2 separate regions of the Homo sapiens genome follow, and region 2 is linked to region 1. Evidence: read pairs that join two places in POLR2A ChIA-PET (ENCODE). Cell type or tissue: CD4-positive, alpha-beta T cell. All regions are shown on one strand. Links, peaks and the distances in the headings refer to the core of each region. The heading gives the core; the rest is flanking DNA.

Region 1 (4,558 bases), core at 390-4,389:
TTTTGGAGAGAGGCGGAAAGGCCACTGCTTCCATCCTTGTCTTCTCAAGGGCAAAGCAACCTCCTAGTTATCTGCAGGGCAATACTCATGAAAGTTGCACTGTATCTGAGCCTCTGCTGCACCGTTCCCTTATATAGTCAAGGAAGAGGGAATCCCTTCTGTGTGCATATTTTCAATTCACATTCCAAAACAGTATAGGCAATGAAACAGATTTTCAGTTGTGATTTATAGGTCTTGATACGACTGGGCCAGGCACTGTGCTAGAATCACGCACATCACTTCTTCAGGATGTGGAGAAGTAAGGAAGCCCCTACAGAAAATCATGTTCCGGTATTTAAAGAATGTGCCAGTATGCGCACATATATCAGTGAATGCCTACATATTAAGAATGATTTCACAAAGCCATGCAAACCCCACTTGAGAACTAAAAAAAAAAAAAACGCAAATTTTAAATCTAAATTTAATATAGATTTGAGCCTTTCCCTTGGCCTCTGGAGGAATCAATTTGAGATAATGACAGCCTTGAAGATAATGAAATGGGTTACATAATATTAAAGACTAGAAGGTATTTCTGAGGGACACAGACATATAAGTAGACTCTCTGTATTACAGCACCTGCCTAACATCTTTAAAGAGAGGGGCAAAATGTTGGCCTCTGATAAATTACGTTGTACCCTAGCCACAGACACTATGGTATACTTTCCTTTAGTTGAGCTATTCATGTTTAGCTTTAAACATCAGAATATAGCCTTCGACAAAACGGTAAGAGTCACTGGTTTGTCCAATGGTATTATTATTTAAAACACACACACATACACCACACAGTCGAACTACTGAGGCAGACATTCCTAAGTGAACTGTCTAGAAAAAGCTAAATTAATGAACCAAGTAATCCTGGGAAATCCTGTCCCATAAAACCATTAGTTGCAATAGGCTAATTCTCAATAAAAAGCCTGGCAAATTCTCAGAAGGCAAAAAGCCTCCTGAGCCTTAAGGGTTAACTCACTTGCCTTAAAAAAAAAAAGACACATATAATTTCCTTTTATCATAAGACAATGCATTTATTATTTTCTGTATATCTGTTAAAGGGCATGGCTTTCGGAGTGGAAAACAAAACAGAACTTGGTCACATGTTTATTTGCTTCAGCTACTCCCTTCCCCTTCTGATAAATAATCAAACATGCCATCCAGAAAAAACAAAACGAGCGAGCTGGGAAATTTGATGGTCATCAAATAGACTAAGATACCAAGAAAAGCAGCCCACTGTTCCCACACTGAGTTTTCGGCCCCCACACCTACACTAACATCTGAGTAAATACCTTCAGTCACTCTTTCCATTTTCCCTGCAATTACTCCTACTGTTAAACAAATTGTCCTTAAGGCAGTCGCAAACATCTTATTTTTTCTTGCAAAAGAGAACAACTTCTGAACATTCAAAAAAGCCACCATAGCGATAGCAATACACACACATGCACACACACATACATACAATTATTTTATGTATCTAAATGTTTCTTCTATGAGAGGTTTGGACAACCCCAGAGCATATTTCTTTCTCTATTCTAATAGATGCTGTTTTAGATACTAAAATTTAAAAATATTTAGACTGCGGACTAGCAAACGAGGTTCACAGTAATAACAATTCTCTTAAGATCAAAAGAGCTTATTTTCCATTTCCTGTCTATTCCCTGACCACCATATAGTTAAAAAAGAAATATTAACACCTGGCTTACCAATTAAACTGAAGTTGGGGGTCAGGGAAGGGGGGTGTGGAGGGAGGGGAGAGAGGCAAAAGGAGTGACTACAGACAGGAAAAGGTGGAACCTTTTTCAAAAATGTCAAATCATGTGTTTAAAAAGTCATTTCAACAGAAAGGACTAAGAGAGCCGTTAGATTGCTCTTCTACTCAGAGCCAGGAGGCAGCCCAAGTCCAAGGGCTTTTCCTGCTATACTGATTATCCACAAGGAAAATTTTGAAAAGAGCCTTCCAACATCAAAGTTAACAACCATCACGGAAAGTGAGGCAGGCTTTCCCTTTCCCTCTGCAGCCCACTCCGTTGAAACAATAGGAATATGAATGAGATAATGACCGTGCGTGTTTCAGCAGTCTGACTTTTATTGGCATGAAATTGGTACAAATATTACCAAGACCGATTCACAAATGATGACGGTGTCGTGATGCAAACATCAGGGGACAATTCTGTAGATGCAGAATTACAAAGGCACCATCCCCACATTCTCTTACTACTTGTGATAACAGGAAGAAAAAGAAGGCAACACGAAACAATGTCACAGTAAGCAGAGAGAGGTTCCAATCTACGTTTAGCCTATAAAACTATCCTGACACCACCCGGCTGCTTACTTAGCTGATTATATCCAAAGACATATTTGAAAACAAGAGTGAATTAAACAAGGAGTTAGAAGGAAACGGTCCTCTCAAATCTCTAAAAAGAAAAAAGCCTCTGATGGAGAGAGGAGGGAAGGGGGAGGAAAAAAAGCAGTAAACAAGTTGGATCACCTTATTTCGCCCTTCAGAGAATGTCTGCACAAGAACGGATCCCTAGTTTAAAAGTTTAACCCAGCAAAAAAATGTTTCTTTTTCTCTGGACACTTACAGAGAAAATGAAGAGTTTGGCGAAGGGAGCCCGTACTGTCTGCCTTTGGATTTCCGTCTTCTTGCTGTAGATGGGTTCTGGCTGTTTCTGCGAAGCGGGGGTTGCCGAGTGGTAAAAAAGATGTTTGAATAAACAGGAAGTACTGTGCGGCTGAAGCACACTCGAAGAGAAAACACACTGGAACATTGCCCTTTGTAGGCAACCTCAGGGAGGTTTGCCTCCACAGTAGCTGGCTGGGCTCTCACTAAATGACAAAGAAACCACAAGAATTCCTCAAGTAATTCTTCACTTTCAAAGTTGAAAGATCAGTTGGAGCTTGCAGGTAATTTTCAAAGTTGCATTTAGCACTTAAAGAAATCTATTAATGCCACACATATCTAAACCGCTCCAGGTCTGCAAGCAGCGACACAGCACACGCAGTGCGCCCTGGCTAGACCAAGCCCTAGCCAAACACAGCTCATTCACGCAGACAAATACACACCAACAGGGTTTCGGGAAACCTGCTCTTGAGATATTTTTGTGGTGACATTTACATAGGCAGGATGCTTTAAAAGAAAAAAAAAAGAAGAAGAAGAAAATTCAGATTTTGCAGACTTTAGAGGATTTTGTCACATGTATTTTTAAAGAACACATCGTCCCGTATTCCAGGGATATGCCCTGGATCTGGCTTTGACTGGCTGTCCTTTACATTTTCTTTCTCCACCATCAACCAAACTACCTGTTTATCTCCAGATGCCTAGCTTGCCTAATGGAACACTCCTTAACCCGCCCCAAAATGATTGTCACAGTCCTGTCTTCCGTCACCGGAGTAATTCAGCAAATACTGTGAAGAAAAGTAAACTGCTGAAGGCACAGCAAGTCAGCTTGAAAAACAGGAGGAAGAGTTGAACAGCCATATTCAATAACAAAAAAAAAAAAAAAAAAAGGAGGAAGAAAAGGATTCCTTCTGAAAATGTATTGCTCTTGTGGCAATGTTCTTCTGCCACAGAAGCTACTGATTTGTTATTTAGCATGGAATGCTGGACTGTCTGTCATCCAGGTGCTAATACTCGGCTAAAATAACTCATTGGGAGCTGTCAGTGGGATGTTTACATAGGCCCCAATCTTTTCTTCATAGAAGGAAATTTTTTACTGGAATTCATCTTCTTTTGATCTCACATTCAAAGCAACGGCAGCTTGATAGACATTCAAGTCTGAAAGCAAATCCAGACGCTGAAGATAAACCGCCAGAAAATGACAGGCAGAAGCATCTAAAGCTTATAAAAATGAAGAGAACAGCATGTCGCCTGAGTATTACAATAGCAGAAATCAAGAGACATATTAGGTGGAACTGATCAGCCACAAAAACAGTTCAAAAGGCAGATCATAGAAACAGAAGACTAGGCTGGGGGAAAAAATGGGAAAGATCTGGTTTACTGCCTCATCTCCCTTCTGAGTCTCACAGTGCTTCCACGCCTGCCTTCTCCACTTTGGGGAGGGGTGGAGTATCCAATGCAAATGTTCCTCTCTAACTCAGCTGGTCCAGTTAGAGACCAGGAAATGATTTCCTAGCAATCCCTTTTCAAGGGGCAGGAGAAAAAGGCAGACTCTTACCTTGCTCAGTGTCCAAAATCCTGCATTTTATTAGCATCCCCTGCAGCTGCTCTGCGTTGCAGTATCAAAAGGCACACAGCCTGGGCGCCATGAAAGTGGGCGGTCAGGAAAACCATCTCTCAACAGAAGAGCTATAAGTAGTTCGAGATGGGGCTAGAGAGCTCTAAGCAGTCCAGTTCCCTAAAATGGCTAGTTATGGAATGAACACAAATGTTCCAGCCTCAGTCACACAAATAGATGTGTTCTGTCCTACAGATATGTAACTGCTTAACACCTAGTAGCTTTTAAGCCAACTAGGGCAGTTCTGTAAAGGAATTATCACAACTTTCTCAGAGACATGCAATTAAAAA
Region 2 (4,558 bases), core at 321-4,320, 320 kb after region 1:
CTCTCATTTATGAAGACATGCATCTCCTGTGCAGGTGGCCCCACACTTCTCTGTGACAAAAGTCAGCGCCAGGAGGGTAAAGACGTACATGTCATTGCCAAATATTTACTGGCGACGTCTCTAAAATTAATCACTCTCGGAGCCCCCAAAAGGTGAATGTATATCCATTTCTAATACCTACCACTCTGCATCTTTGGAAACAATATCATCAAAAGGAACTTTAAAGGGATCATGAAAAGCTCTAACATACAGAAACCTCTTTCAGACTACAGAAATTAGTCTCAAGACTAAATACTCAGGAGTTTAATTATTAAGTCAGCCCCCATGCCAAGAGGGGGAAATGGAAAGGTATTTATTCTGTTGCAGCTATGTTTATAGGTAACAACCTAGAAAACCAGGTGATTCACGTACAATGATACCTTATTTTCTAATGACGTGGCAACTCAAAGAGCCAGCAAGGCAAGATAGGGACAATTTGGAACTGGCAAAATAATGAATGAGTTTCTAGACATAATTTTATTTTCTCTGGGATAAATGATGAGATTCAGGCTTACTGACCCCCAAAGGAGGCTCTTGTTGTATTTTAATATTTGAGAGGGTTGAACTTGGAGGGACAAGGCATACATTTTTTTACCGAGGATGCTGCTTTGGTCAAGACCTGTCATCCTTTGATGGTCACAGAGCAGGAGTGCCTGCCTCCCTCCCAAGTCAACTGCAGTGAAATGTTATTGTTTGATAGCTTTTCAGTTGCTGACAAAATCAGCTGGTGTTCCCAGAAAATGAAATGAATTCCACACACTGGCCTCCCTCCCTTCCTTCCCCTTTCACTCAGTGGAGTCCCAATGGATGAAATGAACAAATCTCCAAGGAATTTGAAGACCACTCTTACTACTTACAAGAGTGCTTTCTGGCATCTGTAGAAAAATCAGAAAATCCAACAATATGGCCCAAAGTCCTGACAACAACTGGCTGGAGTGAGGCAGCAACAACAGCTCCCTTTAAATAAAGCCTGTGCTGCCTAGTTCTTTACTCTTCTCACCCCATCTGCTTAATTCTTTTAAATTAACTGTGTGGCTGCCATAACAATTTGAGTTTCAGCCCCCTGTAATACAGCTTACCTCGCATTACTTCCAGGACACAAATCCCACAATCCTATTCACACTTGGTGATGTTTGGGCCAGTATCAGGGTATGTCCCCACACTTCCTAATTTCCTAAGAAAATGAAATACATATATACACAGCTTCATGATAAATGCCAAGACCAGCCAACTAAACAGACACCAAGAATAAAGCAAGATCCCTTCCCCAAACTCCATCCTACCAATGTCATTTCATAATGTCTACTAGGCAAAGGAGTACTTGGTCCAATTATCAGATGCAATATTCAAGCTGAATGATATATGCACATGAATATTTTGAGACCTGGTTACCTTGGCTATCCTAACAGCCAAAGCAGATTTGCAGTGTGATCCCGGCAGCCCTACTGGCCGCATCAAAGGATAGGCTGTAATAGGATTTCAACACAGGAGCAAACAATGTCTGGTACTGATGGACACATAAAACTCACTGAAGTTTAACTCCTACTTCTTAACAAATAAAACCAAGCCCCTCCCCAACCTGGAGAGCCTGACCAAACTCACTGAGATTATCAATATCATTTTTGGGATCTGGAATCTTATTCTCGTTGAAGAAATAAACACCATCCCCAAAATGCTGATGACATTTAGAGTTAAGCCCTCTGATCACACTGCTCTTTCAAAGAGCCCAAGAGTAAAGGGAATTTACAAATATGTACTAAAGTCAGACACCAACATCCTAATAGCTTCTGCCTTCTAGAGATAAAAATATAAAGTATTTATGGAAAGACTCTCCTCATCCCTTTTTATGCAAAGAGTATCTTACAAACGCATTATGAACCAGACATCTGTGTCTTAAGACAATGAACACATCAAGTTTTAAGGGGCTGTAACTCTGAAACAGGCCTGGCAGGTATTTCCACCAAACCACCTCTTCTGCTGTCTAATCCTTTACTAAGCAAATATTTATACTTTAGCAGGAAAATCCTGAGCTAGATTGTTACTTCTCTTACCACCCTCTGCACCCCTTTGTAAGATGTCCCTTCTCCAGTGACCCTGGAGTTTAGAACTACATTTGCTCTATTTTGTTGCATAACAGCAGCAATAGAAGAGGTAAGAGAAAGTGTCTCTAAAGAATCCTAAAGAACCCTCCGTCCAGCTGGGAGAACTATACTCCTACAGCGTGATCAGAGCTAGGGTCGCCGGGGCTAATCTAGAATCACTGTGCCTCCACATACACGAGGCACATCATCTGTATTTTCACGTTTTGTGAAAATGCTCCTTAATGTTCACAGACGTGGTTACCCACTGAAGCAGGAGCTAAGGCACAGAGAGAGACAGGTGTTCGATAGAAAACCACAGAGACAAAAAGCACCCAAAGAGTCGCTTTATAATTTTTATTTGATTTTCAAAAACTCCACAATATAAATGACTGAACCTTGAGGTTCCAAGTGTGGCCTCGACCAGCAGCCTGAACATTATCAAAGATGCAGGGTCCCAGCCTCTACCTTAGACATACTGAACAAGAATCTGCATTTTGACAAGATCTGCAGCTTGACCTCCATGCACCTCAAGGTATGAGGAGGACTGTGCTCTAGAAGAACTATGATGCAGCTGCTCTTGATGGGGAGATGGTAGCGAAAGTTCCCTAACTTTCAGAACATATGTAAAAGTCTGTGGAATACGTGGATTCGAATCATCAAAGCAACTTGTTTTCTTTAAAAAAAAAAACAAAAAAAAAACTGCTTTCTGAGCGCCATCTCTCTCAGACCCACTGAATTAGAATCACTGGCACTCAGGTAGTCCTAGGGCCCACACCAGTCTGAAAACCACTGAGCAACTTCAAATGTGCATCTCCTCTGTGCTGCTTCTGGAGCTGGTTTCAATATACTGTTAAACTGATCGACATTTGGTAACTGAATAATCTGCAAAAACTTCAAAAACCATGTCATAGCTTTGTATATGCCCTAAAGTGAATGAGGCGGGGGCAGTGTTCTGGAATTCTTATGAATGATATACATCTCTTTACAAATAGTCAGTTTTTTAAAAGGAAATGTGTGCATTCTCGGTAACACATGCATTCACACATGCTTTCAGTGCTAAACTCTTCATAGAAAATGACAGGCGGACGTGGAAATAGCCACACGAGCACACATCCCCCCCGCCGTCTGAAATACAGAGGCATACATCTGAGAGTACATCCCTACGTATAGACAACTTCAAACAAAAACAGACCAGCTAAAGACGGAAAGCACCCTCCTTAAATCTAATATTCACTTTGTCTAGGACCAAACCAACTCCAACTAATTTAACAAGCAGCAATAAATAACCCATTATATGTTAGCTTTTAGTCATTAAACACCCTTCCCTTTTAATTAAAGAAAACTTGGAAACTAGCTCTCAAAGGGGTCCTAAATTTAAATGTTTAAGAAAAGACTGCTTTTGATACAAACTGCATAAAACAAATAATGAAAACTCTTAAATGTTGGATGGGGTGGGATTTCAAAGAATTAACTAATTGCAACCTGCGAGAGAAACAAGACACATTTGCTTCTGGGTACCTCTCCCACGTCATGCTCTTAAAGGCCCAAGTTTCAATTTGGGAGAAGAAGCCCAAATGTTTTTTGTTAATACGAAGAGTCAAAATATTTTAAAGGATCACACTTCCAACAGTTGCAATTTCCCTTTTGCAAGTTACCTAAGAAAGAAAAGAGCTATTAGTGATAGTTACGGGTGGGTATGGGGTGACAGCCACATGCAAACTGATGCTTGCTTTATCTCCCATTGCAGATCTGCGGGAATATGCAAGAATGGTTTAATAAACACCATCATTCCACTTTTCAGTTTAAAGTGTTCTTTTTTTGTGCAATTAAGTTATTAAAACACGACTATAATTTGACTACATTAATAACACAATGAAGCAAGCCTTCAGGTAAAGTAACTTGGATGGACAAAGGGTTTCCAAAAAATCACAGCCAAAAAGTCATGCCAAACCGAGGGAAAGGAGGTAATGTCTGTGGAAAGAATAACAGTTGCCCTTGCTCAGATGATTCAAGTATTTGAGGGAGGTAGCAACAGCCCTTCCCTAGCAAAGATATATGGGGCATACTTTTTGAAACCAACAAACAAGTCGCCCTTGCTGTATTGCAAAGCACAGGGCAGCAGGCACAACAGAGAAAGAGAGAGAGAGGGGACACACAAAAGTCAGGCAAAACAGGAAATTTGAGGAAACTATTTCTGAAATGTAAATAAGGGTTTCTGTTACTTTCAATATTGCAGAAGCAAAGAAGCTCCACTAGATGGAAGGTGCCGGGTTTTCTTGTACATCTCATTTTTCAGCACGTGAGACCTGATTCACAATGTATGGAGCTGATATTTCATATACATATTGTCAACATCAGAATAAGAACCGAAATTTGTTTTACATGTTCCCCTTGAGGGTCAGCCCTTCCTTTTCTCTCCTAGAGACTATGGAAGAAGC

Evidence for each region. ChIA-PET counts read pairs that join two places held together with the same protein. Peaks named below come from ENCODE experiments on the same cell type or tissue, not always from the same donor. Only the 100,000 strongest peaks of a DNase experiment are listed, where the experiment ranks them.
Region 2: POLR2A ChIA-PET joins it to region 1 with 14 read pairs; 7 of 35 experiments call an interaction of 5 or more read pairs at or near these places.

The regions. Positions count from the first base shown.
Region 1 is chr3:71,127,883-71,132,440 of GRCh38, forward strand. The region is part of intron 6 of FOXP1 (forkhead box P1); the gene reads right to left. Among named protein-coding and RNA genes, the nearest start is that of FOXP1-AS1, 160 kb to the right of the region's middle. RefSeq lists an enhancer at 1,843-2,585. In CD4-positive, alpha-beta T cell, for the core only: no CTCF peak of the experiment used is centred there; DNase peaks (open chromatin) are centred at 2,199, 2,749, 3,049, 3,389 and 1 weaker place; H3K4me3 peaks cover 3,536 bases; H3K27ac peaks cover 3,680 bases.
Region 2 is chr3:71,451,998-71,456,555 of GRCh38, forward strand. All of the region lies in intron 3 of FOXP1 (forkhead box P1), which reads right to left. Among named protein-coding and RNA genes, the nearest start is that of MIR1284, 88 kb to the right of the region's middle. RefSeq lists a silencer at 1,381-1,675. In CD4-positive, alpha-beta T cell, for the core only: no CTCF peak of the experiment used is centred there; DNase peaks (open chromatin) are centred at 2,384 and 3,234; H3K4me3 peaks cover 1,884 bases; H3K27ac peaks cover 4,000 bases.